Regions from separate parts of the Mus musculus genome. Here region 1 is linked to region 2. A link is a loop called in an ENCODE intact Hi-C map of the cell type or tissue named here. Cell type or tissue: heart. All regions are shown on one strand. Region 1 overlaps Rft1 (RFT1 homolog). Region 2 holds the start of Dcp1a (decapping mRNA 1A).

Region 1 (5,000 bases), 190 kb before region 2:
AAAAACTAGCATGGTCAATAAGCCCAACTCTTTTGGAAGACTGGTTAACCACACAGACCTAACATGGTCCATAGAAAGCAATTACAAGGAAGAGGATCCAAAACAAGCTGTCTGGTTTGGGGTTTAGTCACTTAACTCCTCTGAGCACCAGCTCTCGCATCTGTAAAATGGAGACGAGAGCAGGGTCTTACAGACATTACTATATCCTCAGACTTTTTCCTGATTTTAACCTTGGGGCAGAGTCTTTCTAAGCTGTCAGGCAGTCCTGAGCTCCCCAGACAGCCCAGGAACTCCATGGACTCTTAGCCACCAGCCTCTGCTTCTAGAGTAGCTGGGCTTAGAGGCCTGTGCTATCACGATCATCTTACATGGTTCTTTTCAAAATACAAACAGCTTCACGGAGCTCCTGACGTCTTCAGAGGAGTTACATGAGCCATAGAAGCCAATGGTTTCACTTTAAAAATAGAGTCTGTAGTTGCAGTCTACAGTCCCAACCAACTCAGACGATGAGAAAAGACTGTCTGAGCTCAAGAGGTAGCACTTGGCCAGGCAAAAGAACAAACAAGCAAAAACACAAAACCAAACAAACAAAAAGCCAGAGTCTGCAGGCTTCAGCTCTACTCCTGTTGCCTCCCAAATCAAGAGGAAACTCTCTGAGGCCTAGAAACGTCCCTTCCTGGCTATCTGCAACCTGAATCACACCAATCATGGAGTCAGCCGTTTCAGGATTGGGGCAGCTGTCCCAAGGATACAGGTGCAGGTACTCTCAGTTAAACTGTAACGTGCTCACACCACTGCCAATGGTGTTAGCCTTGCTTCAGATGGTGATACCGACTTGTGCCAGGCCACGGTTAAGCCTATACAGGCTCCATCTCATTAGGCCCTCAAAACCTTATAAGGAACAGGTCCTTATCACCCTTACTGGGCATGTAAAGAAACTATTAACAACTCAACAAACACTCCTTTCCAAAACATGCTGGAGAACAGAGAGGCTGGTCAATATGAAAAGCTGGTCAGGTCACAGTGGGCACTGGGAGACCCTAGTGTGGGAGAGACTCCTCTAATTTGGAATCCTAGCCATTTACACCCACAAATGAGACATAGTGGTGGCCAAAACTGTCCTGGGTTAAGGTCTGCTAAGAGCCAGCTGATGAGAACGGAGCACTCCTTGCTAACAAGTGAGAACACAGCAGGCTCTGACATCTAATACCTGGGCCTTCCTTACCATTGTGTAACAGGACTCCATGAATTCAGAGCCTCTGTTCCCACAGATCTGCTACCTTCTCAAGTAATCACAAAAGAGAAGTGAAGCAGATACCCTTCTACTACAAAGAAACAAACAACAAACCAGCAAACAGGTGCTGAGAAAAAGACAGGAGCCCAGCATGAAGCAGCTACGTGGTGTCCTGTCCCCTGAGAGGCTCTGGTTCCAGGCTGGCAATAGCACTGACCCCATCAGAGTGGGAAATGCAAGACAAACCGCCAGAGAGGGAAAAGGGGTCGAACATGATGAGGCTTCACTCCTGCATGCCAGCATCCAGCTTTCTCCTTTGGTCTGATGGGAAAGTAGTCATGTGAAATGCTGCCCCACTCCAAGATCAAAACAAAACAAAACAAAGCCAGACATTATCTTTCTTATCTTTCATACCAGCACTCAGGAGGCTGAGGCAGAATTGCAAGCTTGAGACCAGTATGGGATAAATAGCAAGACTTTGTCTCAAAAAGGTCCAAAATGAGACAACAACCACTGGGGGTTATCCCTGCATTCTCAGAATCCTGGACTGTCTCTGCCAGAGGTCAATCCAAGAAAACGGTTGGAGGAGAAGACACAGGAGTGGAACATGGGCACTGGATCCCCTGCGGACTGCTAATTGCGCTCTATCCTCACCCTGGACAGGTACAGCCTTAACTCAGCCTTAGCTCTTTAACCCTAATGCAGGAAGAGTGAAAATGTTAGCCTTCAGAGATGGAAGCACTGGATGACGCACGTGAAGGATTACAGAGCCCGGCAGTTTTTCTCTACTGGGAGAGGTGAGCCTCTGAGGAGATGTGGCAGTGTCTGGAGGTGCTGTAAGTGCTGGGCTGGTGCGGGAAGACCTACTGGCATCATGAGCCAGGAATGCTAAACACCCCAAGGTGCATAACAGTCCCTATAACCAAGCATGCCCTATGCAAAAATCACCAGTGCTAAGATTTGGAAATCCTGACCTAGTATGTGGCAAGCACTCAATAAATACAATCTGTAAATTTATCTTTCCTATTATAAAATAAGCCAGCTGCAGTTTCTCTATCTCGAGGAAAACCATCATCTGTGAACAAAATGCATTACTCACTCTGCTTCTTGAAATACTGGGCAACAGTTGTGTTACTCTGGAGACAGGAAGAGTTAGTTGCTTGGCTGATTCTGGGGAACGCAGTAATTGTATTAAATAGATGGCATAGCAGAGCACCAGAACAGTCGTGTAGAGAAGCTGAAACAAGAAAGCCGAGGGTTGGAATTGAACTGTTCTGAGAGGGGCATAATCACAACAGAACTATCAATATTACTCCAAGGTCAATCAAGGCATAAAAGTGTCCTAATTAACTGCACCCTCCAAAGCACAGCCCACCACTCAGAGCCAGTGCCACCGTGGCTCCTGTGCATAGGCTCTAACACTGGACTTGCCTGGAGAACACAACTTCCAAGGTAGACAGCCAGGAGCTCAAACGGCTCAGATGTCAGATACCCACCCAGCAAACTGACTCCAGGTGTCCTGCCTGCTGACAGCCGGGATTTGCCAACATTTAGGACTGGGTTTTCCATAAACCATGGAACTTGTGCCATTTATGATTACAAAGCAGAATTGAGCTACTGGCTCTCTCTCCTCCCCACCCAGGGCATTGGCAGGGTGACAGCTACTTCCAGCTCCAAGAGGAAAAGGTGGGGTCATGAGAAGGTCTACCTCACCCTCCACCCAACTGGGACAAAAGAATCGCCTTTGGTCAGAAGTAGCCAGCTAGCTTTTGTTTGAAGGCTAGAAATGAGTACCCAAATGGCCCCTTGCCACCAGCCCCCTTCTGAGAATGACAGTGCACCTTAGCTCCAGGACTGGGACCTCCAAATCCCTTTTTTTCTTTTCTTTTGATTTTTCAAGACAGGGTTTCTCTGTGTAGCCCTGGCTCTCCTGGAACTCACTCTGTAGACCAGGCTGGCCTCGGACTCACAGAGATCCACCTGCCTCTGCCTCCCGAGTGCTGTGGTTGGGGGTGAACACCACATTGTCCAGCCCAAGCCCCTCTTTCTACTTGTCTATACAAGGGAACTCCTGTCAAAAGGCACATGGCAGGGAAAGGGGTCGTCTTCGGTAGGCAGCTTAGTGTCCTATATGCTCTAATCTCAGTCATCAGCCGTCTTCACTCAGGCCTCAAGGCCTTAAGCAAGCAGTGGAAGTGGGAGCTGCTTACTCCCCCGTCCCACTCACTCCCCCATCCTTGTGGGAGCCACTCCCTCCCCCGTCCTTGTGATAGGTGTGCTTCTCCACCTCTCCTCACCTTCCTGCGGAGCTGAGTTCTGAAGGCAGGGAGCCACAACCACAGGATCCTCCTTTACTTCCATCAGGAGAGTCACATAACAACTGTTACCATTATAACCAGAGGACTCAGCGGCTTGTAGTACACTTACATTGTTGTCAAACCATTGACATGTCACCACTACCTAATTCCTTAACATTCTCATTACCCCAAAAGGAAACTGCACCCTTTAAGCAATCACAACTCATTCCCCCAGCACTTAGCAACCACTACTGTGCTGTCTGTGGTCCTGCCGTCTGTCTGTGGTCCTGCCGTCCTAGACACTATACACTCGTGGAATCATACAATGTGTGGCTTCTTGTGCCTGACTAGTTCTTTCCTTTAGTATGTTCTGTTCCAATCGTGGACCTCTGACTGTTCCGGAACTCTGTAGACCAAGCAGACCCCAACCTTGCCCTAGCCCTCCTGCCTCTGCCTCCAGATGCTGCGATGACATGTTTGTCACTATACATGGCAGTTCTTAGAACTGAATAATACTCCATTCGATGAATATACCAAATTCTGTTTACCCAATCATCAGCTAAAGGGCATTTGAGAGTGTCAACCTTTTGGCCACTGTGACTAGTGAGTGTTATGAATGTTCTCTTTGGTATATATACTTAAGAGTGGGATGCTGGCACACGCATATCTGTTTAATTTTTAAAGGGACCACTATACTGCACTTCACAGAAGCTGCCGTTATTTTATATGTAGACCAGAAATGTACTAGCTTCAAATTTTCATAACCTTACCTACAGCTGTTATTCTATACCCACCCTAGTAAGTATGAAGAAATACCTCACTATGGTTTTCATTTTGTTTATTTGTTGTTAGTCAGATTTTCTCTGTGTAGACCTCACAAGGTGACCAGGTTAGCCTTAAACTCCTATAATCCCACCTGCTTCTGCCTCCCAAGTGCTTGGTTTAAAGGCCAGGCCAGGCCTTCACTATGGTTTTTGATTTGCATTTCCCTAATATTATTGACCCTGAAATTTTTTTTTATGTGCTTTTTGTCCATTTGCTTTATACATTCTTTGGGGAAATGTCTGTTCAAATTCTTTGCCGGTTTCTAACTGAGTGGCTTGTCTCGTTTATTGTCAGGAATGAGCATTCCTTATTTACTCTAAGGCAAGTTTTATGGGCAGTTTAAGGAAGACTTTGGAGGCAGGATTGACAAGGGGACTCTCAGTGCCCTGGGTAGGGCTCACATGCTGCTATGAGTGTCACTGCCTGGTACACATTTGGCCATGATTGTCCTGTGGAGCTTGGAAAAGTCTCATGGCAAGGAAACAAATGCATTCAGTCATTTTCCCTCGTTGAACTATGACGCTACCATGGGTAGAAACTGTAACATCAGAAACACACAGCGCCAGCAGGGCGTGGTGGGGCAGAGGCAGGCAGATCTCTGAGTTTAAGGCCAGCCTGGTCTATAAAGTCAGTTCCAGGACAGC
Region 2 (5,000 bases):
CCACTGTATTATACTGTTTTCATAGACATTTATATGCATGTGTTCTTTTTAACATGGGATAGTCGTTAGGCAGGCATCTCTTTGGGATGCATTAATTTAAAAATTCTGAGCCACTTTTCCCAGGCTTGGAGAGGAGAAGCAGCTATTGTAGGATTGCACTGCTTGGATGAAGGAAAACTGGAGAAAGACAGGAAGGTTCCAAACACAGGTACACAATAGAAACTGACCATGCTACACGACAATGATCATCACCATTGAAGTGAAATAGAAACACCCTTAAGAAACTTACCTTCGGTATACAAATAACGTCCCTTCTATATCAGTCTTCTCCTGTAACAGACAATAACTCTGTTAGTTTTCCACAAATAATCCAATGCCAAATGGTCTCAGCTGAAGCAGACACACTTTCAGGCCAACTTGTCTTATTTACGGTGGAATCAGCTGTGTATGTGCTCTCGGGAATGCATGCCGGCGCTCGTGTATAACTGTGTAGAGGTTAGTGGTCACTCTCAGGTGTCATTCCTTCCAGTCGGGGGTCTCACTGGCCAGAAGATGGACAATTAAGCTACACTTGCTGGTCAGCGGGCTCCAGTGTTGGATCCTAAGTGGCTCCATATCCCAGTGTGGGATTGTAAGTGCAAGCACTATGCCCAGCTTTCTATGTGAATGCCTCAGGCTCTCATGCTTGGGAGGCAAGCACTTCATCCGCTGAGCTGTCTCTTTAGTCTCCAAATTAATCACTTTTGAGCAGGTAAAGCAAGCCACTTTTTATTTATTTATTTATTTATTTTCCTTTTTCCGGAGCTGAGGACCGAACCCAGGGCCTTGGGCTTGCTAGGCAAGCGCTCTACCACTGAGCTAAATCCCCAACCCATGCCACTTTTTAAAACTCTAAACAAATTGTGTACCCATTCAACCCTGTGTTTATATAAGTGTATGCAATGTCTAATCCAACAATATGTCTTCATCTGTAGCCTATGTCTATTTCCACCAGTAAGGAACAGCTAAAGGAAAACACACACATACATACATACACACACACACACACACACACACACACACTTAGCTTTACTTATTATTTTTATGTATTAAGTTTTTTTTTTCAATTAAAAAAGGTGCAGGAATGTTTTGTCAGCATACATATGTCTTTGTAACATATGTGTGTGTGGAGCTTACAGAGGACAGCAGAGGGCATTGGATCTCTTTGGACTAGAGTTACAGATGGATATAAACCAGCATGGGGATGCTGGAAAACTGAGCCAGGTCCTCAGGAAGAGCAGCAAATGCTCGTAGCTACTACTGAGCCACTTCTCCAGCCCCAGTTTTATCTTTGTAAACACAAAAACCTTTCAATTAGGTATCTTAATATTTACAGTCAAGGTATTGTGTACTGCAACTTAAAAAAAGAAAAACCAAACCAAAATAAAAAAACAAAACAAACTTAAGCAGTCTATGGAAGTTTATAGAAAAAGAATAGAACTTTCTTCAACCCTGATACCAGGGTTGAACTCAGAGCCTGGGGCTCATGATGCACAGCTGTGCACCATTGAGCTAAATCCCTACCCTTGGGAAATTTTCTTATAAGATCCTTTGTTTCATTTCTGGAGGATTTAGGAATATTTTCACAAGTTACACATTTTGCGGTTACCAAACACAATTTATTATTTTCAGAACTTTGTTAAGAATCATGGATAGAAACCATTCTCTGCCTTAGGCAAATTTGGTAGGGTTTTAAAATAAACAACTGAAAATGTGACTAAGAAATTGTAACTCGGGGTGGGTATATAGCCCAGTGGTAGAGGAACAGTGCCTGCCTGCTATCAGGGGGTCTTGGGTTTGAGTTCCTGTACTACAAGAAATAAACAAGAAAATCGAACATTAGTATTCTTTCTTTTGCTGCAACAGCGTTAACTCGGGTTTTCAGCGCAGGTGTTGAGCTTTAATGTTCTAAAACCGAACCTCTGTATAGCCCAATGAGTGAATGAGGAAAAACGGAGCACAAGAAAAGGGGCCGTGTACACAGGTGCTTCGAGTTGAGGTTAACTAGAATCTGCGAGTAGACAAAGTAACTTCTGCAACTCTATGCCACTCACACAATCCCAAAAGAAGGGAGCCATCAAAGGTCCTAGCACTGGTCTCTTTTTCTTGCAAACGTCTCCAAGGAATCCAGTTCTTACTGAAGTAGCCTTGAAAATTTTCCTCAAATTCCAGAGATACAGAGTAGTTCGACTAAAGCTGGTCTAACTCCTGAAGCTGATTTTTAAAGCTTCAAATCCAAACCATCACATTTAGGTCGGCAGGGAAAGAGGAGCGGACTCTTCCATCAAGTACATGTATCTAAGAGTCCTCAAAGTCTTCAAACACAGGCTTTCACTCACTTGTTAAAATTAACTTGTCTCATATTTTACCAATGCAACCTCAAGCCCCGAGAACCGACCCAAAAAGACTGATCCTGCCTCGTTTCTCTCCTCCATCCGATTTCCCTGCTCTGTCTCTGGTCTACTCCTTCCGCTACATTCTTTCAATTCCGCGTGCCCCGGTCACCTCTTTGGCTCCGGACCCGGTTTTGGGAGAGGTCCCGGCCTCGCCTTTGCGGTCCTGGGCTCCTGCTTCTCTCCCCCACCCCCAATCCTCAGCTGTCTGCGCGGTCCCTTTAAGAGGCGGCAGCGGCCAGGCTGGCCTTGTCCCCGGCCGGGCCTCACTCACCCACTGGTTGGCTTTGGGGCAGAAAGTGTACAGGGCGACCTGGCCCGTGAGGTCTGCGATGCTGGTGATATAGGGGTCGTGTTGTTTCAAGGCCGCCAGACTCATCTCTTGCTCAGCTCGACTCAACAACTCCATCTTGGATCTCAGAGCCGAGCCCCTCCGGCGGGGGCGGACTGTGGAACAGGAAAGTGCCATCCAGGCAAAGTTCCCCCAGCTCAGTCAGCCCTCCACTTCCGCCTACCGGCCCAGCCTTGCCGAGCGTGGTACTTCAGCTAATCTCATCCGCTGCTCCTGTGCGCCAGGAGCCCTGGTTCCGATTTTCTTCGGGCCGCGTCTGCCGGAAGAGACAGGCCCCCGCGCCTGCGCGGTGGAGCCGTGAGCTGATAGTCCGGAGACCTCTCTCACCTGGCGGGGTGTGAACCGGTTCCCTGAATGAACCTGACTCCTGCCGGGGAGGCTGCACCCCAGCGCAGTCCCTAACTCGGGTTCCGGCGCAGAATCGAAATGCTTGCTGCTGAGGACATGAGGTCTCCACGTACCATTTAGAAAACTCAGACCTGGCTGGAGAGATGGCTCAGCGTTTAAGAGCACTGACTGCTCTTCCGAAAGGTCCTGAGTTCAAATCCCAGCAACCACATGGTGGCTCACAACCATCTGTACAGCTACAGTGTACTCATATACATAAAATAAATAAATCTTTAAAAAAAGAAAAAAGAAAACTCAGTCCAAATGAGGAAGGGGAGCTGTCCGTCACTTCTGACCTCAGAGTGCACCTTCACTCTTAACAGTTTGGTAACTTTTGAAAGAAATGTTTCAAAGCAGCCAAACTAGCCTGCCTGGAACTACAATAGACTTGGCCTACCCTCTTTTGCTCGTCTTTTTCCTCATCTGGGTCCCAGATAAATATTTCTATTGTTCTATAGAGACGTCTATTATTTAAAATAGTAAGTAGATCTCTTTTAAAAAGAAAACATTTATTGGGCATTTTAAGGGATCAGGAAGTACTAAGAGGTAAAGCAAAGTGCTCAGGCTGTTTTCATTGAGTTGCTTTAAAAACCATCGTTTCTCTTTATTGAAGACATCTCAGCACAAATGAACATTTTTGAAAGGATAAACTTTACATTTTCTCAAAGTACCCCCACATATTTGTGTTGCTTGTGGTTTTACATACTAATGGAAGGGCAAACTTTACATTCTTGACAGAACCGCGTGTGAAGCAACTACAAAAGCTGGAACAGCCGCCTATCGGTTATTCACCCTTCACTTCTGTACACACTCACTGATCTTATTGAGTGGTTGCCAGCTCCGAGCTTCCAACTCTTTTGGCTCTAGGAGAAACTAAACGCAAGCAAACAGCCCCATGATAGATGTCTCTCTTTGAATTCCAGAGGGTGGCGTCCTTATTGCCATCTGAGCCAGGAAAGGTAGTGAAGGAACCTCACTACCAGTTCCAGCATGGCAGGCAAGGTTCTGGCAGACCTTGCTCTTCTCCCCTTTTCCCTCTGCCTTGCTAAAAACTGTTAGATTTTATTCCTAACACTAGCCACCAAGGTCTAGTCCCTAATTTAGCCACTTCTTTCTCCTGAGGCCGACTACCAAAGTCCAGCTATAAAAGTATTGAAGTCCAGCAATCAAAAGCCCCCTTTAGTTCACCTAATTAATGTGCCCAATTAAAATTAAACACATCCTACTGTGGGGTTTCCCCTTTTACCTTTATTAACTGCCGTTTGCCTGTGGGCCACTTCTGCCTCGACATCCAGAGGCAGTCCTTTATTCCCTCCTCCCCAAATATCTCTCATTCCCTTCCTCCCCTCCTCTTTGTTTCCTTCCCCTTCGTCCTCTTCCCCTCTCTCCTGTCTTTGTTCATTATCCATGCTCTCTGTCCCTCTGGGGCACATTCATCTCTGTGCTAAGAACATGATGGCCTTGGGGTGTCTCGAGCCGACTTCTGAGGTTGGCTTCGGGTAGGCAGGCTTCAAGGAGTTGCTGAGGTCTGAACTGGTGCTTTGGATGAGTAGGTGTTCCTCGGGAAAGTAAAGCAAGGGCTGAGATTTGCATCGTGACTCGGTGGTGAGGTGGGAACCTAGCATTTAACTGATGCTTTAATTCAGCCCGGAGGGGAAGAGGTGAGTGGCTCACAGTTCCACACTAGTCAGTCGTATTCTGGTATTAGAGTCTCTGGGATCTTTTGCTTCACATCCAGGCTACCTTTTACCCAGTGGTAGAGGGTAGGAGCCCATTACTTTCTTTACCTTCAATTTCCCTCTGTATGCTAATTCCATAGGTTATTTACA

The links. Peaks named below come from ENCODE experiments on the same cell type or tissue, not always from the same donor. Only the 100,000 strongest peaks of a DNase experiment are listed, where the experiment ranks them.
Region 1: a loop joins it to region 2, with 2.0 times the contacts of the local background. A loop is called at or near these places in 1 of 42 quality-filtered maps.

The regions. Positions count from the first base shown.
Region 1 is chr14:30,664,150-30,669,149 of GRCm38, reverse strand. Rft1 (RFT1 homolog) reads right to left here. Exons shown (of 13, transcript NM_177815.3): 6 at 2,334-2,471. Among named protein-coding and RNA genes, the nearest start is that of Rft1, 12 kb to the right of the region's middle. In heart, no CTCF peak of the experiment used is centred here; a DNase peak (open chromatin) is centred at 2,889.
Region 2 is chr14:30,477,523-30,482,522 of GRCm38, reverse strand. It overlaps Dcp1a (decapping mRNA 1A), which reads right to left and starts at 2,958. Exons shown (of 10, transcript NM_133761.3): 1 at 2,707-2,958; 2 at 290-330. The coding sequence starts at 2,901. It also overlaps a transcript of Cacna1d not described here. In heart, a CTCF peak has its summit at 2,917; a DNase peak (open chromatin) is centred at 2,962; H3K4me3 peaks cover 2,088 bases; H3K27ac peaks cover 1,521 bases.